Regions from separate parts of the Homo sapiens genome. Here all the other regions are linked to region 1. The links are chromatin loops, found by intact Hi-C in ENCODE. Cell type or tissue: A673. All regions are shown on one strand. Each heading gives the region's core, and the rest is flanking DNA. Links, peaks and the distances in the headings are about the cores only.

The links. Peaks named below come from ENCODE experiments on the same cell type or tissue, not always from the same donor. Only the 100,000 strongest peaks of a DNase experiment are listed, where the experiment ranks them.
Region 2: a loop joins it to region 1, with 7 times the contacts of the local background. A loop is called at or near these places in 1 of 110 quality-filtered maps.
Region 3: it touches region 1 in a loop (10-fold over the local background); 1 of 110 quality-filtered maps calls a loop at or near these places.

Annotation. Positions count from the first base shown.
Region 1 is chr11:87,191,493-87,199,654 of GRCh38, forward strand. All of the region lies in intron 5 of TMEM135 (transmembrane protein 135), which reads left to right. Among named protein-coding and RNA genes, the nearest start is that of TMEM135, 160 kb to the left of the region's middle. RefSeq lists a silencer at 5,142-5,342. In A673, for the core only: no CTCF peak of the experiment used is centred there; DNase peaks (open chromatin) are centred at 3,289, 3,709, 4,129 and 5,149; H3K4me3 peaks cover 1,729 bases; H3K27ac peaks cover 5,000 bases.
Region 2 is chr11:86,866,536-86,874,697 of GRCh38, forward strand. It overlaps a transcript of PRSS23 not described here. Among named protein-coding and RNA genes, the nearest start is that of PRSS23-AS1, 68 kb to the right of the region's middle. In A673, for the core only: a CTCF peak has its summit at 3,609 (motif pointing right); a DNase peak (open chromatin) is centred at 3,646; H3K27ac peaks cover 455 bases.
Region 3 is chr11:86,935,700-86,943,861 of GRCh38, forward strand. PRSS23-AS1 (PRSS23 antisense RNA 1) reads right to left here and starts at 2,786. Exons shown (of 4, transcript NR_187135.1): 1 at 2,701-2,786. It also overlaps a transcript of PRSS23 not described here. RefSeq lists an enhancer at 4,710-5,209. In A673, for the core only: CTCF peaks have their summits at 3,563 (motif pointing right) and 5,114; DNase peaks (open chromatin) are centred at 3,602, 4,042 and 4,992; H3K4me3 peaks cover 2,910 bases; H3K27ac peaks cover 4,471 bases.

The DNA.
Region 1 (8,162 bases), core at 1,633-6,632:
GGCCTCCCAAAGTGCTGGGATTACAAGTGTGAGCCACCATTCTATTCATTAGGAGCGATTCACTAAGTACAGTCAACACTTTGGGGCAGGGAAGAATTAGATTCTACTACCTTTGGAAGGAAGAAGTGAAGAATTTGTGGGATATATTTTAAAACCACGATGATCATCATATATGATTTCTAAGCATTTCCTGTTAGAGTCTATTATTCGGAATTGTTTGCAACAGTGTTGACAATTGATATGTGTTGTGTAGTTTCTTTTTGACTGCCTTGTTTTTAGGTTTGGGGATCAGTGTTATATACTCACTTTAAAGACATAACTTAGAAGTTTTCCTTATTATCTATGTTTTTGGAATAATTTTAAAGTAGCATTGGGAGTTTATACTTTTAAAAAGTATGCTAGCATTCTCCTGAGAAGTCATCTGGACGTGGGGCATTTTTTTGAGAGCTCTATTACTGGTTTTTCTATTTCTTTTGTTTCTTTTCTTTTCTTTTCTTTTTTTTTTTTTTTTTTCGAGATGGAGTCTTGCTCCAGGCTGGAGTGCAGTGGCGCGATCTGGGCTTACTGCAACCTCCACCTCCTGGGATCAAGCGATCCCCCTGCCTCAGCCTCCCGAGTAGCTGGGACTACAGGCATGTGCCACCGTGCCCAGCTAATTTTTTTTTTTTTTTGTATTTTAGTAGAGACGGGGTTTTACCATGTTGGCCAGGATGGTGTCGATCTCCTAACTTCGTGATCCGCCCAACTTGGCCTCCCAAAGTGCTGGGATTACAGGCATGAGCCACTTCTATTTCTTTTATAATTGATTTATGTAGATGTCTGTCTTTCTTAAGGCCATTTCTGGTACCAATTTCAGTATTTTTTAGGTTAAATTTTAAAGACAAATTTATATTCAGAAGATTGTTTCTTTTTTTTGCTGTAAGTCAATAGGAATAAAATGAATTACGTATTTATGTATGTTATATAAAGGCAAACATCAGAAGTTTATCAGTTCTTTAAAGAGAAGTAAACTTGTTTTACCCATGTTTGTGTTTTAACTTGTTTTTGAAGGCAATTAGGTAAATATGAGTGAATGTAAGAGTTTTCAAAAAACCGCCTATGTTCTTTTGAAATGTGTGTGCTACTTGAAGATATCAGCTATTATTTTATTTATAAATAAGAGAAATAAGCTTTATTCCATGTAATTTGATAAAACAATTTGAATTTTTGTTTCTAGATCTATTACTGTTTATAAAGGCTGGTACAAATTCATTTTTAATAAAACCAGTTTACATATTTATAAGAATGTGATTGTATGTGTGGGTGAGCCGTGTATACTGCTTTTAATAAATATTTTGGTTTGCCGGGCATGGTGGCTCACGCCTGTAATTCCAGCACTTTCAGTGGCAAAGGTGGGCAGATCACTTGAGATCAGGAGTTCAAGGCCAGCCTGGCCAACATGGGAAAACCCCGTCTCTACTAAAAATATAAAAAATACCCAGGCCTGGTGGCACCCACCTGTAGTCCAAGCTACTTGGGAGGCTGAGGCAGGAGAATCACTTGAACCTGGGAGGCAAAGGTTGCAGTGAGCTGAGATTGCACCACTGCACTCCAGCCTGGGTGACTCCATCTCAAAAAAAAAAATTGTCATTTTTTGTGTATTCATTTCTTTTTTCATCATATATAATAGGCCATCATTAAGTTAAGACTGAGTGATACACAGCAGTGGAGTGGAGACAACAAGGTACCTGCTCTTGAGGAGCTTGTGTCTAGCAGATTCTAAGTGGGGGTGTAGTGGTGGTGAGATCTGATTCAAGAAATATTTAGGAGATACTTGAAAATTATAAGACAAATTTATCAAATCACTTAATCTAGAGTTTTCATATAGATTAAGATACAGATTGTTATTTAGTTTAGCCTCTGCTAATTTTTATCCATTTTCCTTGTAATCTGCAAAATTTTCAGGTTCTTCTGTTTTATTTTCCCATTTATTTTTCCCAAGAGCTAAATATTGATGAGACTCCAGATATGAAATTACTTTAATTTGGTAGTGAGAATTGAAAATCACTGTTTTTGGTGGGGGGATAACTGTTAATTTCTTCTAAGTACCCAGGGAATAATTGTTAAGCTTTTGATTTTGTGGCTTATGTAATTAAGAATATCTGACTTCTCTTTTCAATGTGTAATCAGAAATAAAGAATTAAGAACTCAGTTAGGTTTTTTAAATTTTTTCTTTAGTTGGTTCAGATTTAAGTCTTGAATTGTTCACTTAAAGACCATATATATTCTTATATATTATATTATATATTATATAAACATATATATTTGTATGTATATATGAAGTCATACATTATACTTGTTTTGAATTTTTTAATAGGCCTATGATCATGCTAGGATACAGTAGATACACAATACATTTATTTAATTTGTGTGCATTGAAGTATTGCTGTGGACTGTGATAAAGAATTTTTGTGGTAAGCCATAGGCTTGTTATCTTTGCTTTTTTCACTTACTAGCAGAGAAGATTAATGTAGTAATGTTCATGACATTCATGTTTATTCTTTAAAATCTTCATAAAATGTTTTGAATCAGTTAAACACATTTAAAAGAGTTTGTTCCTGTGTGAATTTTAAGCCTTTTAATGGATTTTACTTCCATTTCATTTAATGAAAAAGAAACTGTGGCTCCACACAAAAGACAACATATTTTCTGCACAAGTTAAAAAAAAATTGGTAAATGTAGATCTTTGTTGACTGAAGTGCTGGGAAAGCTGCTGTTTCTTGCACGTATTCTTAAAATCAACAAAATACCTCCACAAGACAACTGGCAGCTGTGGTTGAACTTAAAAAGCACTCTTACTTATGCTAAAGTTTGCAGTATTTTAGTCCAGCTAACTGTATACTATTCTGCAAATGAAAAAATCTCAAATCGTTTAGTGGGCAAAGACTTTTGAAATTCTCTTGTACTATCCTGTGTCAGATCTTTACTACTATTTACTTGTACAGTATAGTTTATTCTACATTTTATAGTTCCACCTTCTTAAAGAATAATAATACCTGTGTATGTGTGTGTGTGTTGTGTATTTGTATGTATGTGTATATACAGTGGAAAACTTGGTTATCATAAAATATACAAATTAAAGCACCCATAAAAACTCTGGTTAAAATTTTTGCCTTCTTGTTCCTAATTTATTATATTGAACAAGATTCCTGTTGCTCTTCATATTCTCTGTTCATCTTCCATAATTCTCTTTGAAGTCAGTAGTTGCTGTAAGTATGGAAATAGAGAAGGGAAAACCTAACTAAATCCAGTGTACTTAGAGCTCTCGTGAAAGTCAATGTTGTGGCATTTTTTTAAAGGAAATTATAGGTATCTTGCTAATTTCTTGATACTGTGTCATGAGGTTATCTTTTACATAAACTCATAAATGGATGAATTATATTTTCTTACTAAAATGATGCATATATGTTACTTAATGAATGCTTGTTTCTAACTTTTTAAATTTTAAAACCATATCAGCATTATACATTTTACTTTTTAGAAACAAAGCATGCCTTTTATTTAAAGTGTGAAACATACATTAAAAATTTAGTCTTCTTTATGTGTTATCTGAAGGAAGCTTATTAAAATCTGAATTATGTTTGTTTTACCAAGAAACATGAGTATTCTTTGCAAGACATCGAATGCAAATCCAACCATCCAAATTTAGGTAATTTATTTACTGTCAAATGTCTTTCTTTCCTTCTCCCCTGTCTTCTTTTTCTTTTTTTAAAATATGATTCTGACAAGAATGATGAATTTTAATTTGTATAATTGAAAAAGTCATTTTCTCTTTCTTTCTCTTTCCTTCCTTCCTTCCTTCCTTCCTTCCTTCCTTCCTTCCTTCCTTCCTTCCTTCCTTCCTTCCTTCCTTCCTTCCTTCTCTCTCTCTCTCTCTCTGTTTCTCTCTTTCTTTCTTTCTCTCTTGTTTTTGAGACGGAGTTTTACTCTTGTTGTCCAGGCTGGAGTGCAATGGCATGATCTCAGCTCGCCGCAATCTCCACCTCCCGGGTTCAAGCGGTTCTCCTGCCTCAGCCAGTCGAGTAGCTGGGATTACAGCTGGCTAATTTTGTATTTTTAGTAAAGACGGGGTTTCTCCATGTTGGTCAGGCTGTTCTCGAACTCCCAACCTCAGGCAATCTGCCAGCCTCCGCCTCCCAAAGCGTTGGGATTACAGGCATGAGCCACTGTGCCCAGACGAAAAAGTCATTTTCTTACTTCACACGAGTAAAAATTGTTTTTGCATGCCTGTTATTTTCATCCTACAGTTGCTTAGGGTGTGCCTGTCAATGTTGATGTTCGATGTTATTAATAATGAGTAAAATTTGAAGACATTTAAAGAAAAGCATTTGGGTAATAGTTTATGGTGGTTTTTTAAAAACAGTATGTAGTATCTGTTCGAGACTATTTTATGGCAGTTATAAACTTGTATGGAATGATACCATTAACTTAGTTTGACACAGATGCTGAGGAAATACTATTAAAAAGTGATCAAGTTCCAAAATTTTACATAGTATCTGTGCGAGACTATTTTATGGCAGTTATAAACTTGTATGGAATGATACCATTTTGTTTGCTGGAATTATTACCCAAGAAAACAAACCAGTTTTTAAAATGTTCCTTTATAATTTGAGTGAGAGAGTAAAATTATGTTGGAACAATATTTGTGACAGATTTTGGGGGAAATATTTTAGGATTTTGTGCTAAAAAGTGAATTGTAACACTCATCATCCTTTGCAATGGTGAAATGTCTGCAAATTCTGAACTTAAATATTTGATTAAATATTGCAGGTATATTCATATTTTAATTTGATATGCTTAAAATAAAAATGAAGATTATTAAGGTTACAGTATCATTTAACACATTTTAAAAAAAATTTCTAAGAAATTAACTTAGTTTGGCACAGATGCTGAGGAAATACTATTAAAAAGTGATCAAGTTCCAAAAATTTACATGTTTATTTTAGGATATGCAAATCTTTTGGTCCTAAAAATTGTTGTCATTTTTCTACATCAGGCTTAGATGCCTGGCAGTAGACTGTTTTCTTTTTCTCTTGTTTATAGTGGGGAATATTATTTTTAGGGAATTTGATGGGGGGAACCTGAAATTGAGGCTTAGTTTTACAGGAAGATCTTTTTGGAGTTGTCAGGAAGTAGACTTCAAATATACTTATGTACATTCTAGCCACTTATTCAGAATTTCCTGACTTTCTGATAAGATAGAGACCAGAGCCAGTGAAATTTTCAATGAAAACATGAACTTTCAGACTTTAACGCATAATCTTCCAAGTGGGATAATCCACTGTGTATGTTTAGTGGCTTGTAAAAGTATTTAGAATTTTTTAAAAAGTTACTATCCAAAATTGAATTTAAATTACTTTAAGAATGGATACGTATTTTGGATCTCTTAACCTTTGCTGATGTTAAATATTGGTGTTTATAAACTAGCAATTTAGAGCATTGGTGAGATACTGATGAAACATAGTTACATTTCTCCTAATGAAAAAAAATTAGCAAAACTTATAGTACCAAAATAAAGGAAATTCAGATGTAGGCTATTTTTGTCTTTAGACAAACAGCATTAAAATTTTTACTTTTTTTCTTTAGAAAAAAATACAAGATGTCTGTACTAGGTTTCCAATTCAGAGTATAACAAATATTTTCTAAGGCTAAGATGCTCCTTTCTGTAAATTTCCATGGCATTTTGTACATAATTCTATTATGTTTAGAAGTTTCCTGATATAAACAGAAGGTGCAATAGCTGGACGAGTACATATTCTTTTAATTTAATGCAAGAAATTCTAATTCGGCATAAAGGGTAAAACGTATCAGACTCTCATACAGAGTTATGAAGTAGTATAAATGGAAAAACACTAAATTCCTTTGTGTTGTCCCATAAAACAGGAAGCATCTTAAGCTATTGGATGCCTAAATATTTGTATATCAGAATCTAGAAAGGAGATGGTAACCTGTAATTTGACATTAGATACAGAATTGTGTCTGAAGTTACTAAGTGCAATTTGCTAAATTTCTTCTATTGATAGATTTCTTTATGATGGGACTTTCCAATTCTGTTAAAATTGGTAGTTTTTTTATTATTGTCATGGTTTACTTATGGCCAGTGTGGTTTTATGTGTAGCTTAGCAAAAAAAAAATGTCACTTGAGGCTATGCGTTGGCATGAGTCTAAGTTTAAATCCTAATTTCATATTTAATTATTTGATGTATGTTTTGCAAATTCACTTATTAGGGATATCATATAAATGCAATGCTACTTAGAATGAAAAAGTTACTAAAAAGTTTTTTTTATTTGTATGTTATCAGAGAAGAAAATGTATATTTTATTTATTGGGAAAACAGTTAAATTAATTCCATCTCAAAATCCATTTAGAAAATATTTATCTATTTTTATTTTTAGTTTTTGGATACTTTTTTATTTTTATTTTTTTAGGTACATAATAGTTGTAAATCTTTATGGGCTACATGTGAGTATTTCTTACACGTAATGATCAAGTCAGAATATTTGGGGTATCCATCACCTTGAGTGTTTATCATTTTTATGTGTTGGTGTCATTTCAAGCCCTCTCTTCTTGTTATTTTTAAATATACATAATACTGTTGCTAAATATAGTCACACTAGTCTGTTATCAAACATCCTCCCAACCATCCTCCTCAGTTCTATTCTTTATGTACATGAGATTAAAGTTTTTTAGTTCCCATATTTGAGTAAGAATGTATGTCAAAATCCGTTTTACAATTTATTTTACTACACATTTGTATTAGGATACCTCTTTCAGATCTGTTGTTTTTGGATGGAGGGTTTTGGTATTCCAAGAGCAGGATCCTTGGAAACCCTTCAAAACCCTTAGAGTATTCTAGGGAAAAACAAAACAGAACAAAACAAAGTCAGCAACAAAAAAGTTAATAAGGGTACTTCCTGAGCTGAAAATGTCTGTTGTCTGAGGTTGTTTTTTGTTAGTTGGTTTTTCCTTCCCTCTCCTCCCCGCTCTGTTTCTCCCCCACTCCTCCCTTCCCTCCTCCCTCCCCTCTCCCCTCCCCTCTCCGCTCCCCTCTCTCTCATTCTCCTTGCTTCCTCTTCCTTTCCATCTCCTCTTTCTCTCCTCTCCCTCTCTTCTCTTTTCCCTGTTTCCTCCTTCCCTCTCTTACTTCCTCCAATTTCTTCCCTCCCTCTCTTTTCTTTTTTTTTTGCAATGGATGAGCAAGTGATGATTCAACATGTACCATGTAAAGGCACTATACCAGGTGTTAGAGACAAGTATAAATAATAGAAACAACAGTTTAAAAAGATGCTTAGAAATGAAGAACGTTTGACTGAGTTCCTAGTTTTATAAATTCAGCAAACAAATATTGTCTTCTATGTCTTTTTTTATTTTGCTAGGCACTAGGGATTTTCCTGCTCTCAAGAGGCTTATATTTTAAATCTATGCAGTGCTATAATAGAATTATGTACAAAATGCCATGGAAATTTACAGAAAGGAGCATCTTAGCTTTAGAAAATATTTGTTATACTCTGAATTGGAAACCTAGTACAGACACCTTGTATTATGAGTAGTTATCGCTGTGGCTCACATCTGTAATCTCAGCACTTCGGGAGGCCGAGGCAGACAGATCATGAGGTCAGGAGTTCCAGACCAGCCTGGCCAACATGGTGAAACCCTGTCGCTACTAAAAATACAAAAATTAGCTGGGCATGGTGGAACTCCTGACCTCCTTGTGCAATGCTTTTACAAGTGGTTAATGTTTCTGAAGAGGGTAGGTTAGAGGGAGTGTTAAGAGGATGGAAACCTCCTTGTATTGACCTCTCCAAGACGGTGCGTTCATGTCAAAAACTAATCAAGTGCAGCTGCAAGATTAATTGTGTGAGGAAGCTGTAAACATAGAAAACTATGGCCTCTACCCAGAGCTCTGTTTTATAGACAAGCATTCACTTTAGAACTACTGTCAATGAACCTGACTGAGCAATAATTTGCTCACTTGAGCCTACAGTGGTAGTATTTAAAAATTACTGAGCTTGTAGGGGATGAGGTAGATACATATAGATTTCTAGTTGAGGCATTTGAGGAAACTAGAGTAGGTCTGAGTAAAGGAGAAGATGGAATAAAATAACTTGGGTTTGTGGCTAGG
Region 2 (8,162 bases), core at 1,030-6,029, 330 kb before region 1:
CAGCATTCATTGAACACCTTTTATATATGCCAGGCACTGCATTAGACTCTGGGTATTTAAGGATGAGCAAGATACCCATTGCTATGATTTCAATGTGGTTTGTTTGTCACCAACAAATCTAATGTTGAAATTTGATCCCAGTGTTGGAAATGGGGCCTAATGAGAGGTATTTGGGTCATGGAGTAGAATCCCTCATGAATAGATTGATGCCCTCTCTTGGGTGTGAGTGAGTTCTTACTCTACTAGTTCCCATGAGAGCTGCTTGTTAAAAAGAGTCCCCCACCCATCTCTTGCTTCCTCTCTCACCACGTGATCTCCACATACACCAGCTCCCTTTCACCTTCTGCCATGAGTGGAAGCAGCCTGGGGCCTTCGCCAGGTGCAAATGCCCAATCTTGAACTTTCCAGCCATCAGAATCATGAGCCAAGTAAGGCCTTTTCCTTTATAAATCACCCAGCTTCAGGTATTCCTTTATAGCAACACAAAACAAACTAAGTCACCCATTGTGCCCTAGAGAAAGAGACTCAGTACATCAGTGATGTGGCAGATACAGAACCAGGGTATCTAATCTAGCTTCATCCCCGAGCAGAAATGTCTTCACATATACTAGTGAGTTTCTATATCTTTGTTAACCTCACTCTTACCATCTGGAATGCTCTCCCTCACAACTTCTCTGTGATAAAACCACCTTCATCCTTAAGGGCCTGGCACAAGGCCTCCTTCTCCTTAAAACCTCCCCAAGCTGGCTCTCAAAACTATTCTCTCATGCCTCTGTGTTCCCACAATGCCTTGCACCTGAAATTTAGGCTCTATCAGGGCTGATTTCCATGGGAACTGTGGTTTACAACTGTCTCCTAGATCAAACCCACAGTGTCTTAAGAACAGAGTGTCATAAGGACAGGGCCTTGCCTTCATCATCTTTGTAGAGTGTACATACTGAGGAAGGGATCAATAAATGAATGGCAAGATGCTTTACTCTTCTCCCAACTTTCTTTCAGGGGTATAACAACCATCCTCCTTCTGAGACCCTAGTATACACCAAGCTATGAAAATAAAAGATAAGCCAGGCACAGTGGCTCATGCCTGTAATCCCAGCACTTTGAGAGGCCAAGGCTGGAGAATTGCTTGAGCCCAGGAGTTTGAGATCAGCCTGGGCAACATAGTGAGACCCTGTCTCTACAAAAAATAAAATAAGTTGAGTGTGCTGGCAAGTGCTTATAGTCCCAGCTACTTGGGAGGTTGAAGAAGGAGGGTCGCTTGAGCCCAGGAGGCTAAGGCTGCAGTGAGCTGAGGTTGTGCCACTGCACTCCAGCCAGTGACAGAGTGAGACCCTACCTCAAAAAAAAAAAAAAAAATACAACAGAGGATTTTGTAATGTGAGTGGAGGTATGGAAAAGAAGTGAAGGCCACTGAAGCACAACTTGAAAGAATATGCTAGGAGGCTACTCGCCTCGGCCCCTCTTCACCTCAGGGACCCCACTACAGCTCCACAACACATAATGAATGATAATTCAAGCCAAAGGCCAAGGAGGAAAAAAAAGTGAAGCCTAGGGGACATGGGAGCGAAAGGCTGAGCAAAGGCATTTGAGACCACAAGGAGCTGTGGGAGAGGACAGGAGAGGCTCCCAAGAGACCCTCAGAGCATTCATGAGCATGAAGGACAAAGGCTGAGCACACCCTGTGAACTCAATGGAGTGAAAGAAGCACTGACCATTCTCTAGTCAACATGAGACTTTGGTGGGTTCCTTGAGTGAGAAAGAGAAAACTGTTCTTCATCTCCTTCTGGGTTCCATGTGGTATGCTGGCTGAACAATAGCAAGTATGGATGATGGAGGCTGCACTGATCCACACTCAGTGGTTAAGAGCAGGGAAAGAGGTTATAAATGTTGTTGAAAGAGCAAAGGAATGACACATTCATTTATGTAAGGGGGCTTGACCGATATTAGGAGGAACAAGGGAACTCCTAGCCCCACAAGGCACTGGGTGACTTTTTATTATAGGGACCCCAGACATTGCAAAGACTCCTTCCCAGTCTCCCTTTGACCCTGTGTAGCCAAGAAAATGCCCTTGAGCACCATCTAATTTAGGTCATTGCATGCCATGGGATTCCTTGCAGCCTGTCACATCTTACTCTGGGAGGAGTGGCAAGGAAGTTAGTTGTCTGGATCTAACTAGCCCTAGAGAGGCAGCTTGCATAGAGGGAAGCAAAGCACTTTGGAATCAGAACACTTGGGTTGAAATCTTTCTCTGTCACTTCCCAACTCAGATTCTGTATAAATTTCTGTTTGTTTTTGAGACAGTGTGTCACCCTGTCACCCAGGCTGAAGTGCAGTAGTGCGATCACGGCTCACTGCAGCCTCAACCTCCCAGGCTCAGGTGATCCTCCCACCTCAGCCTTCTGAGTAGCTGGGACTACAGACTTGCACCACCATGCCCAGCTAACCTTTTGTATTTTTTGTAGAGATAGAGTTTTGCCATGTTGCCCGGGCTGCTCTAAAAGTCCTGGAGTCAAGCGATCTGCCTGCCTCAGCCTCCCAAAGTGCCACTGCTCCCTGCCAATTTTGGATAAGTTTTTAATGACTCTGAAATTCATTTGGAGTGAAAAACAGACATAATGTCAGCTATGCAAATGACTGTTGTGAGAAGAAAAGTAGGTAGACAAACATAACAGATTTGACAGAACATCGTTTGGAATGTAGTCAGTATTTAATAAATGGCAGATAATAACATGAGGGAGACTAAATACCATGATGTATCTAGAAAGCAGCAGCCATGATACATGAAGTTCACAGAAGTCATTTTCTGGTTCACATTTCATCCACATCTACATTCCTTTATCAAACATCAACTGGGCACCTATCAAGGGTTAGACACTATTTTAGGAGCAGAGGATATAGCTTTGAATGAGACAGACATGGGCCCCGCCTTCAAGTTGCTCCGAGCCTAATGAGAGAGGCAAACAATCACTGAAATCTGCCATGGTAAGTACTAGAAATGGCATTGTTCCCAGGGCACCAACGAGAAAGGGCTTGACTGTTTGGGGAAATGGGAAGAGGAGAGAGGCTCAAAGGAGTTAAATGATGTGTCCAAGGTTACAGAGCTGGATTAACTTCTGCAATGCCTCTCAAACGTGATGGTTTAGCTGCCTCATCATGCATCATAGCATCATAGTGCTCACCACCACCAACTGCAATTGTCCCACCAGGAGATGGAGCCCAGGAATCTTCCAGATACTCACGCAGCACCTCTCAGATTGGTCACTGTGAAATAAGCACCGTGTCTCCTAGATTATGAGCACTTTGAGGGCAAGAGCTACATATCTTTCAGAGCCCAACACAGGGTTTGAAACACAGTACGTCGTCAGTAAATATTGAATACTGAATTAATAAGTGAGTGGTACTCACAGAGTTTAACTGATTTGCACAAGATTACTTGGCTAATAAGCAGCAGGGCTGGTGCAGATACAAGTTCTCTGACTCTCTCTTTCAACACTGAGTAAAGGGAAAAAATGAACAACCAGTGAATGACTCCGCCTGGCCTGGAAGAGAAAAGATTCAAATGATCTTTTTTTCCCCAAATCGTTTTCACAGATTATGATATGGCTCCATCTGACCAGCAGAGGGCAGGCTTGGATGGAACTAGCATCCCAGGCCCTCTGACCAGAGTCATCATCTGTGCCTTGGCGCTACAGAGATGGTGATTTTTTTTTTTTAAGGGAGGGGAAAAAACAACAACAAAACCTACCAGAGCTGAAAGTCTTTTCCAAATTATCCCACCTATGTCAACATCCTGTCGTATTTATTGGATGGTTGGATCTGGATAGAAATAGGGCCTCGTACTGTGTTTAGTTCCCTGGATCCCTCGTAACCTATTTCCTTTTATCAGCCCAAAAGTAGCTTTAATCTATTCTCCTTTGGCAGAGATGGGGGTGAGCTAGAACAGGCATGGAGGGGAGGGGTAGACAAATAAGTCAGGAAAAGCTTCTGCTTAGATGGTAACATTTACTTTTTGTCAAATTTAAAACATTTTTGACCTTTATATTTTCAAAAGCGTTTTTCAATCCTTTTCATACTCTTCAGGGATTCCAATTACATATACCTTATATCACCTGAAATTGTCCCACAGGTCGATATGATTCTGTTTATTTATCAATCTTCCTTTCATCTGTGCATCAATTTTTTGTAGTTTCTTTTGATTTGTCTTCAAGTTTATTACCCCTTTCTTCTGCAGTGTCCAATCTTCTCTTTAACCCATCCAGTAAATTGTTCATTTCCAGTCTTGTATTTTTCAGTTCTACAATTGTCATTTGGTTTTTATAGTTTTAATTGTTGAGCTAAAATTCCTAATCTGCAATCATTCTGTCCACCTTTCTTTCAAATTCTTAAACACATTTATAATAGTTGTTTTAAAGTCTTTGTCTGCTAACTCCTACATCCATGTCATCTCTGGGACTATTTATATTGACAATTTTTTTCCTGATTATGAATTACATTTTCTAGCTTTTTTCATATCTAGTAATTTTTTATTATACACTGGACCAGCTGAATTGGAGCGCTTAGACTATATTTTCCTTTGAAGAGCATGGAGTTTTATTTTAGCACGCACTTAAGCTACTAGCAGATCATCTTGATCCTACTGAGGCTTGGTTTTATGCCTTTTTAGGGTGGGTGTAGAGTTGCCCTTACTTCAGGCAATGATCCTTAATTCTAAAATGTGGTCTTTTTAACATCTCAGTTAAATTCTCTGAGTTTTCGATGGGATTTCTTCACTTTAAATGGTTGGAATGTCAACATCTCCAAGCACTGTGTGACCTCTGGAATCATTGTTCAGTTCTCAGCTCACCAGGAACTCTTCTCTTTTAGGCCTTGTGTAGTCTTACCCTGCATATATGCAGCTTAGTTTTCAAAGACCCAATGGGTTCTCTCTGCATATTTTTAAAGTTCCTGCTCTGTACAGTATTCTCTTCTCCAGTACCCTGTCCCACAAATTCTGGCCACCTCAGTAGCCCCAAACTCTATTTCTATTTCTTCCACTCAGCAAAACATCAGAGAACTGCAATCTCTTCCCAAATCATTTTGTAAGTTTCTCTTCTGTTAAGCCTCACAATCGTGTGACTTCTAACCTCCAATGACTGACAACAATTGCCTCATATATTTTATTCCATTTTGTTGTCATTGATAGTGGGAGGAGAACTCTGATATTCATAACTCTACATTGGGAGATATAGAAAGTCAGGAGGTAACATTTAAGCTGAGACTCATAAGATGACAAGAAGCCAACTATGCAGAAAGCCACAGGAATAACATGTTCAGGCAGAAGGGTCAACATGTACACAGGCCAGATAGCAAAGCTTGCTATATTTCTCTCCAGAGAAAATATGTATATATGTGTGACTGTATTTGTGTGCACACATAGGTTGGTAAACATCTATGTAACTAAAGCTATCTCAAATGGCATAATAGTAAAAGCATGGGCTCTGGAATCAAACATCCCAGGGGCAAATCCTGCCACTTACAATTAGCAGTAAGGGGTGTTCAGCAATTCACTTAACTCTTGGTTTCAACTCTTTCTTGTGTCAAATGAGGCTTGTTACATACATGCAGCAGGACTCTCGTGGGGATTAAATGTGATAATGTATGTTAAGTATCTAGCAAGATAATGGAATAAATAGTATATAATGTGTTATTATTTCCTCTTCTGTAAGTTTTTAAATAATGTTCAAAGAGTGAAATATAATGTATAAAATATGGGGCAATGTATAAAATACAGAAACTATTTTCCAAATATAAATACCACTTTTCTGAGTTCTTTAAAGTTCTTGAATATCAAGTTATTCAACTAGGAACAAAGGAAAGTTTCACACCTATCCCACACTTAACACGTTCCTGATTCCAACATTCTCTTATTTGGGTTATTTATAAACATATCCGTACTCTGCCCATTCCTCCACCCTCAGGTCAGACTGTTAAGGTCATTTGAGTGCAGAGACAAGTTTTATTTATATTTGTCTCTCTTACAGACAGTGGCCCAGCATCTAGCACATAGTATGTTTTTTCAAACATTATGAATTTTTCTTCAAAGGAGTAAATAGACTTAATTTTTCATACAAGAAAATAAAATTTGGAGTTATGCATATACCACACCAAAGCAATCTGTTATAATGATGAAAACCCAATTATCCCATTGTGATTCTACTTAATACTGAACAACCCACCAGGAGTAGTAGAAAGAAATGGGAAAACAGAGACCTGGTTTCAAAACCTAGCTCCCTCCTATTTACTAAATGACCTTGAGTAAGTTGCTTAATAGCCTGAATTTCAGTTTCCTTATCTATGACAAAGGGATAATAACTACCTCATGGGGTCTGTTATAAAGATTATTAAGAAATAATATATCTAAAGACTCTACCACAGAGCATCCATGCTACATTGTAGGAACTCAGTTCTCATCATTCAATGGACTCAATCAACTATTAATTAACTCTGAATTTTTATGTACAACAGTAAGTCTGGCTGATCCTCCACTGTATTTCAGGGGCTATGGTGGACACCCACCTATGATATTGTCTATCCAACCCCCTCTGTCCATTTGAGAATAGTTCTTCTTTCAATTGCAACCTTGTGATTTGCACACACAGGAAATTATATATATACATATATATACACACACACACACACACAGATATATGTATATATATATACACACACACACATATATATGTATATATATATACACACACATATATATACATATATATATATTTTTTTTCTTTTTGAGATGGAGTTTCACTCTGTTATCCAGGCTGGAGTACAGTGGTGCAATCTCAGCTCAATACAACTTCTGCCTCCCAGGTTCAAGTGACTCTCCTGCCTCAGCCTCCTACAGGCATGCACCACCATGCCCAGCTCATTTGTGTGTGTGTTTTTAGTAGAGTCGGGGTTTTCCTATGTTGGCCAGGCTGGTCTCGAACTCCTGAACTCAAGCGATCCTCCCACCTCAGCCTCCCAAAGTGTTGGGATTGTAGGCATGAGCCACCGTGCCCAGCCTATATTCTTAAAGATTGTACCCCTGGCCATAGCTGATTGGTCCAGAGATGGGCATCTAACCCATGCAAGGCCACTCAGAGCCTTTCCCTCAATTTTTCAAACTCAAAGTAAGTAAACACCTCACTGATGGTGAATGTTGCAAGATGTGAAATTTGTGAGTTTTGACAACCATGTTCCACTATCAGATGGAGGAAGCCAATCTGTAGAGCAAGAGAATGAACGGACGGAACATGAGAGGCATAAAAGAGAACCAGAGAGAGGGAGATGTGGAAGCATTTGAGTTCCTGACACTAAGTTGCATCAGAGCTCTTCCTGTGATTTAGTTACTCAGACTTTCATTCATGTGAAGTTCCTGTGTTATTCTGAGTCCTATGAGCAGTTCTGAGGTGAGATTAGAAGTGCAAGACATAGATTAGGGAAAATATCTAATCTATGTCTTGTGATGGAAAATGTGAGAGAAAATGTGGATGGAGACAGAGAAGGCTGGGAGAGCCATCAGACCAAGAAGAGGGTTTAATCTTTGTGAAGAGAAGAATAAAGGGGAAAGGTTGGGTGGAAGAATCTTGGGCTGCAGTGCAGTTCGAAGGAAGTTCACCAAGTCCGATGGAGAATCCTTGAGCCAGAGTCACCTATCAGAGGAGTCCTGTGTCTCCCAAGAACAGCCCAATACAGAATCTTGCCACATTCACTCACCGGCTGGGAGCAACTTGTGTAGGGTTGCCAGATTACATATAGGACACGCAGTTAAATTTGAATTTGAATTTCAGATAAATGATGAAACATTTGTTAATATAAATAGGTCCCAAATATTGCATGGGCATCCTGTATTTTTATTTGCTAAATCTGACACGCCTAAGCTTGTGGGAGCACTTGTATTCAGTGTAACACAGTAAGAGATTTGAGTGCAGCAGCTGGGACCATCCGCCAGTCATGCTGTCATAATCAGGGATCTGTGAGGCACAGCCCCGTGGCCACTACAGTACACCTTCCAGTAGATTTCTCTTCTTCCAAAACTAGTCGGAGTTTACCTTTTTCACTTGCAATCTAAAGAATTCTGACTGATTGCTACAGTTACCTATTGACTTATAACACACAATTCCCAACTTTGTAGTGTA
Region 3 (8,162 bases), core at 1,030-6,029, 260 kb before region 1:
ATAACACTGAAGCCCAGAGAGGTTAAGTAACTTACCCAAGCTCACATCGCTAGAAAGTTACGGAACTGGGATTGGAGTTGACCCCTGCCAACTCCAAAGTACATGCTCTTTCTACTACTTGGTGCTGCCTTAGGTATATGTAGCCACTTAGGACAAACATCATTTACAGGAGCAGGTGTGATATAAAAATATGAGGCCCTTTGTTCAAATATTATTGAAAATTTCAAGATAGCAACAGCAAAGCATTAAACAAAGCACAAGGCCTGTCTAAGCACAGGGCTCTGAATGACTGCCCATGTTGCAAACCCAGGAATCCAGCCCTGCCAGCCACAATTCAGTTTGCAATGGCATCTCCCACTGAAGCAGAAAAGCTTCATAGCAATTTGCAGGCCCAGATCACACTCGCAGAATGTTTCAGTGATCATGCTTCACATGTAGGATTTCTGGCACTACCCAGAGGGTTCATTGTGAACCACCTGGCAGGACTTGGGGGCTCTGTGTGGTGGCTTTTTCAGAGTAGCCCTGGCACCTAACCTAAAGAATATTAATATCATTTCTGGTAATGCCAATTACTTTATTTTTTTTTGAGATGGAGTTTTGCTCTTGTTGCCAGGCTAGAGTGCAATGGCACAATCTCAGCTCACCACAACCTCTGCCTCCCAGGTTCAAGTGATTCTCCTGCCTCAGCCTCCCGAGTAGCTGGGATTACAGGCATGTGACACCACACCTGGCTAATTTTGTATTTTTGGTAGAGACAAGGTTTCTCCATGTTGGTCAGGCTGGTCTCGAACTCCCGACCTCAGGTGATCCGACCACCTCGACCTCCCAAAGTGCTGGGATTACAGGCGTGAACCACAGCGCCCGGCCAGCCAATTACTTTTTTTAATGTGGGGAAAGGTATATAATCTTGCTGAAAGAGTTTTGCTCCGTGTGATGGTTCATACCTGTAATCCCAGTATTTTGGGAGGCTGAGGCAGGAGGATGGCTTGAGCCCAAGAGTTTGAGACCAGCCTGGGAAACAGAGACCCCTGTCTCTACAAAAAATACAAAAAATTAGCCAGGCATGGTGGTATGTACCTGTAGTAGGAGGCTGAGCTGGGAGGATCACTTGAGCCTGGGAGGTTGAGGCCACAGTAAGCCATGATCATGCCACTGCACTCCAGCCTGGGTGACAGAGTAAAGAAAAAAAAAAAAAAAGAGTTCTGGTCATACCCTTACACCCTTACTCTTACATTTAGAACATTTAGAACATTAATGCTGCATAAATGGAACATGTCCAAAAGCCTCTTAGGATGCAAGCCTCTTTTGAAATTGCAAACTGGGACCAGTACATGTGCCCTAATAGAGGGCAGTAGGAAAAAAAGCAAGAGCTTTGCAGCTGCTGGATTACGAACCTCTCTACTGAGGCACTAACTCCTATTAAGGTGTTAGCTCCTACTGACCCAGCAGAGGCTGAGTAAAGATTGTCATTTTGGTCAATGATTCTTAATCAGTGGTATTTAATCTTTTGAGATCACAGACCCCTTCTTTGAAAAGTATGAACCATCTCCCCAGAAAAAAGACAGGTGTATGTAAAATATTCTTGCATTCAATTGTAGACTCTCTGCCTTAGCCCTAGATTTTTTAAAACCATATTTTAAAGCATGGCTCCCCTAATTATAGAATTGTCAGAGGCGTCTGAACCAGAGCAACTCCATCTTGAGTAGGGGCTGGGTAAAATAAGGCTGAGACCTACTGGGCTGCATTCCCAGACGGTTAGGCATTCTAAGTCACAGGATGAGATAGGAGGTCAGCCAAGATACAGGTCATCAAGACCTTGCTGATAAAATAGGTTGCAGTAAAGAAGCCAGCTGAAGCCCACCAAAACCAAGATGGCCATGAGAGTGACCTCTGGTTGTCCTCACTGCTACACTCCCACCAGCACCATGACAGTTTACAGATGCCATGGCAATGTCAGGAAGTTACCCTATATGGTCTAAAAGGGGAGGCATGAATAATCCACCCCTTGTTTAGCATATAATCAAGAAATAACCATAAAAATAGGCAACCAGAAGCCTTCTGTCAGTGGAGTAGCCATTCTTTTATTCCTTTACTTTCTTAATAAACTTGCTTTCACTTTATGGACTCGCCTTTAATTCTTTCTTGCGTGAGATCCAGTAACCCTCTTTTGGGGTCTGGATCCGGACCCCTTTCTGGTAACAGAATCTTCCAGTGTTAGAACTAGACACAAACTTAGAGATGATTTTTGTGAAAGCACCTTATTCCTAGTGGTGTGAAAGCTGAGGTCATTTGGGATAATAAATGGTTCTGCACATTTTCAAAGAGCTAACCCTCATTGTCAACACTACCTTGAACTAGTTGCCCCACTCCTAATTTGCTCCTGTCAAAACACTGCAGCCAAATGCAACAATCCAGTGCCACAAATGGCTGCTGCCAGGATGTCAGTGAACATTTGTCGAGCACCCGAACCAGCATTGGGCGCAAGAACAGCTCTTGCCCTTGAGAAGCTCAAACACATCTAGAGGAGAAACAAACAAGAACAATATAATGTAATATAACACATGCAATTACAGATGTTTGAACTAGGTTCAGAGGTGCCCTAAAGGAAGGTGCTACAGGCTCTGCTTGATTGGATCATGCGAGGCTCCCAGAAGAGGAAACGTGTATGCAGGGACTTGAAGAAGAAGAGGAAACACTTACTCAGGGACTTGAAGAATGAGCAGAAGGGCCACGGAGTGAAAGAGCCTCCTGGCTCAGGAGTCCAGCATGCAGGAGCAGAGAACACTGAAACAGCCTGAGAACAGGAGGAGCTGGAAGTGGCTGGGATTGGCTAGAGCATAGGGTGTGTCTGAGGAAGAGGAATGATGTGGCTGGAAGAGAGGGGAAGAGCCAGACCTGAGGGTCTTGGATATCACTCTGAGGGGTTTGGACATAAAGAAGAATATCAGCCGATGTGATGGATTAAGGAGCTCCTTCCTGGGGGTGGTGCAAGGAGGCCAGATAGTCATCTGTCCTGGATGGCCTTCCGAGGGGCTGGGGGTAGGGGTGGGGTGGGGCTGGAGTGAGGGCAGCCTCTCTGAGATCCCTATCACCTCTCTCTTTAAAAATCAGCCACTGCCAAACACTAGAGAACCTAAGAAGGCCCCTGTAAAGCAGAAACGACAGGCAGTCAGCCTAGAGTACACCTTTAAAAAGTCAGTAAGACATATACACCAGAAAAGGACCATGCTTCTCCATTAAAAGATAGCCAAATGGGAGGAGGCCTTCTCAAAAATATAGGGAAATTTCTCACTTGATGTATTGATGTTTTTCCTCTGCAGAGCTTCACATTTTTCATCCATTCTTAAAATTGAGCCAGTTTAGCCCTAGGAGGTGGGCAGGCTCTGAGGAATCATCAATCAAGAGAAGAGAACATCGCCAGAAACACGTAAGGGAAACGTTTCCATGTCACTACTTCTCAGGATTCCTGGGCATTAAGGGTACTTAAGAAGTGCTTGTAAGGAGTGTGTTTTCTCCCAAGCAAACACATAAACAAAAAATTCTAATTACAGGGACACTGCATTGAGTCTGTCCTAAAGTTGTTCTGCCTGTATTCACCACTAGGTGTCATTAGAGCCCTCTTTTAAAAGAAACAAAGCTTCAAAAAACACTGACCTCAGGAGAATAATTTTTCCAGTGTTCCTATTTCTCAGTTAAAAAAAAAAATATATATATATATATATATATATTTTTTAACATGAGTAAAAATTGCAAATGTTCAGGACTTAGCTCTTGAATGGCTACTAAAGATTATAATTCCTCAGACTACCTGCAAATATCATGAGTCTTACAGAATCACAATACATTTTTATTGAAATATCCATGGTAAATATACATCTTACAGGAAATTCCATTGCGTTTACACTATTTATTTAATAGAAATAATCTCTGGGATTATTTGCATTTATTTCTGAAGGAGGATGTTTTTCCTTCCTGAGAATAAGTTCAGGAAATGGGTGAAATGTTCAGGAAGTTAGCTAAATGCTGATGTAAATCCAAAAGGAAGGTCTGTTGTTGTTTCTTTCTTTTTTTTTTTTTAAAGGGGTGGGTGGGGGGGACACACAAAAATGCTAGGAAGTGGTTCTCTCATTCACTTATGGAAAAATGTTATACTGAATTTCTGATTTAAAAGGAAGAGGATTAGAAAAAAATGTGGGCCCATGATATGGTTTTCTGTAGATCTGGTTAGGCAATTCACAGTAGTTAGCAAAGAAAACTGTGTCAAGAAACAAAATCTACATGGGAGACATGACTTGGATTCAGTTTGTCCTAAATTAAACCTTTACTATGAAATTTGAATCGGCTACTCTAAGAAATAAGTCGTGTTAGAAAACTCTGAGTCCCGAAGAGCTGGTGGGGCCCCTTAGCACTACATAAACAACTAAATGCTACCCTCTCCTCCCAAGGACCCTGTCCCCTCCACTAACAGTGTCATGCTGACCCTCGGACTGCAAGGGGGAGTCTGAATGCAGTGAAACTCAAGATCTCCAGGGCTACTTGGTCAGTGTTGCAAGCTGCCGTGGCCTCTGGCGTTATTTATCTTTAGTTTGCAACGTAGGGGTGTGCTGTATCGGGTGTGCAGAGCAAACAGAAACTCCTTGCCTCTGAAACACTGGCATTTTAGAAAGCAAAGATTCGGCTCATTGACCAGAGCTACAGAGGACACAATTTGTTGTGGCTTCTCTGAAAATCACCCCCTCCTTTCCATCTCTCTGCTACCACCTTCATTCAGGCCTTCATGGTTTCTCATCCAAACCGGTCTTCCTGTCTCCTGCTTGCCTTCTTCCCAGCCCACAGTCCACACGGCAGACAGAGCAAGCTATGTAAAAACACCAACAGGGACATGAACCTTCCTTGCTTTCAAACTTTTGCCGACTCCCCTGTGCTGAGCGCAGGAGAGAATACGGCCTCCAAGGCCTTTCATAACTTGGCCTCAGCCCACCTTCCCTCCCACTCCAAGAATCTCAGGCTCCAGTTACACTGAGCCACTCACTGCCCTACACCTCCTGCAGGCAACTCTCTGCCAAGTTTATTCACACATTTATCCTTTTCACTCTGGATACATGAGGAGGACTGACCATGTACTGTACTTCTTTTAACTTCTATAGAGCAATCTCTTTGTATTTATACAATTATGACAACAGTAGTAAGAGAAGAAGGTTCAGAGGATACAAGGTAACACACCTACATAAACGACCTACTGGGTACAAATATTGTAAATCAACATAGGCCTAGAAAAGGTGGTCAGATGCTGAATTTTGACTAAATACCTCCGATGGCACATAATGAGTAAGTTTCAATTTTTATATTTTACATTCTGAATTCTGGGGGTGGTTTTGATGGGCAGACCAAGTTTTAAATGAGTTATGGTCTTTGGGATCCTCACTTCTCTCTTTTTCTTCTTCCCTCCACCTTCCCTACATATTTACATCAGCAGATGTGTCCTTTGAGGGGTCAAATGGTGAGACGACAGCAGTTTAGGAACTGTTTGCCCATTACACTGGGTACTCAGAAACTGTTCTATTCAAGCTAAACCACAAGACCTATGGACTTAGGAAGAAATTACATAGTAAGTGTGATAGGACTAGTAGCATTGATCCTTTGTGGGAAGGAGGGTAGAGGGAGGCACGTAGTGTGCTGCAGCGAACTTCTAGAGGGAAAGGTTATGTCTTATTTATCTGTGTCCCCTACGGTGCCTTCCCAGGACAGTGGCTGGCACACGATGGACCCTCATTTCAGCTATTCAACAAATATTTACTAAGCAGTAGAGGATTTGTTTTTCCACATTTAGAGTTTTAAGCTTGTTAATAGCAGCTGAATTCTTTCTCTGTTTTGTCATCTGCACTTTTGGACTCCAAGTTGGACTTCGTATTTCCTAGTTTTTAAAAATCACTCCCTTTCCCTTCCCTAGCCCATTCCAGTGTTCTATATACAGTAGACTTTCAGCAAATATTTAAAAGAGACAACTTACAATAGGCAACACAGTGGGGTAGTCGATCATTCCCTAACCTATCTTTGAGGCTGGAGAATTTTCTTGGGGGCTAGTGCCCTAGTATCTTCCCAGAAAGTCCTGCCAACCTGATGGCTCTTGTTGTCACCTTTGGTTTCCTTCCTATGGTGGCCATGTTTGTCATCAAAGCCCTTCAGTTTCTCCATCTAACAAGGTTAAAACCCTCCCTTCCTCCCCTCCTTCCTTACTCCATTTCTTCTTTCCTCCCTGCCTTCCTTCCTTATACATATATTTTGAAACTTGTGCCCTGTGCCAGGCAGTGTGCCAAGCTCTGACGGTACATAAATAGACAACTTTAGGTGCTCAAAGTCATGCTCAGGGAGCTCAGTTTAGTAAGAAATGGATGCATGCACAGATCATTGCAATCAGTGCAAGGAAGGCTCCCAGAGTTGAATGCACAGAGGCTTAAACCTACCTATCAATAAAAGGAAAGGGAAGCAGGAAGTGGCAAGCAGGAGGATCGGGGATGTCTTCCCAGGAAAGATGACCCAAGGCTTTAAAAAGGACAGACATAACCTAGTTGAAGAAAGATGGAAAGGACATTCCAGGCAAAAGGAAACAACGCATATGCAAAGGCAAAGGGGTGAGAGGAACATGATGAAACCAGGACAGGATTTTCTGTGACTTATCTATTCCATCTCATTGCTTTATATTCCACCCATTTACCTCATATCAAGTGGAATGATGCAACCCCAGGCATTTCAGGAAATTTACATAACCAATCATTTAATCTCTTAAAGAGAAAGGCATTGATAATGCAGGCTTTCCATGAGATTAAGCACGTTCTTGAGTGAAAATAGAATTGGGTGCTTATAGGAAACCAGGTGGAAAGCTGATGAAAATCAGGCAGTGGATGGAAAATGCAATACATTTGATTTTCTATTCTCTTTCCCTGGGAATTTGAGAAGTTGGAATCCTTTGCCATGAGGGTAAATAAATCTATGGGCCCTCTTAGCCTAAAGATGAAATGACTGAAGGAAAAAAACAGGGTAATTCTAAGAATTTCATGTGAGGCCAAGGTCCATTTTGAAACCCTTTTGAACTAAACTTTTGCAGGTCCAACACATCTTCAAGATATTTAGTGGGATCCTCCCAGTCCTACGGTACCAGCTTGCATTGTGAAGGAAAATGAAGGACAGAATAAAGCCCTTCTCCCAGTCTGGTTTATTTCTGTACACAGAACCTCTGAAAACAGGAGGCCAAGGCTGACCTCTTTAGTCAAGAGTCAGCTCAACTTTAAAATTATAATTGCATGTGAAAGCTAAAATGGGAAAGAGAAAAAATCAGTTCTCAGGACCGAAATGCTAAAAACCCTTGGGTCACATTCCAGTTAGGGTCCTGGCCGTGCACACAGAGCTCCCATTGGGGGAAGGTGGGCAAGAGACCAGCCAAGACCAATTCAAACTATAGGGTGTTGGGGATCATGGCATTTATTCTAGAAGTGTCCAGTTTACAGATAAAGGAATGTACTATAGTGATAATGCTATATAATCTTTTAAAAAATAGAAGCTTATGGTCAGATCTCATTATTGAGAAAGGTGCCAAAGAATCTACCCACTCCAAGTGAACTATTTGCAGTAAAGAAATCAGAGGAGGCTGGGTGCGGTGGCTTACGCCTGTAATCCCAGCACTTTGGGAGGCTGAGGCGGGAGGATCGCCTGAGGTCAGGAGTTCAAGACCAGCCTGGCCAACATGGTGAAACCCCATCTCCACAAACATACAAAAATTAGTCAGGCATGATGGCAGGTGCCTGTAATCCCAGCTACTCAGGAGGCTGAGGAAGGAGAATCACTTGAACCAGGGAGGCGGAGGTTGCAGTGAGCCGAGATCAAGTCATTGCACTCCAGCCTGGGTGACAGAGCAAGACTCCATCTCAAAAAAATAAAATAAAATAAAATAGAAAAAAAATAGAAATCAGAGGGATAGAGTCTGTATTAGTTTCCTTGGGCTGCTGTAACAAATTATCACAAACTGGGTGGCCAAAGGCAACAGGAATTTATTTATTATTTATTTGGGACAGAGTGTTGCTGCGATGCCCAGGCTGAAGTGCAATGGCACGATCTCGGCTCATTGCAACCTCTGCCTCCCAGGTTCAAGCGATTCTCCCATCTCA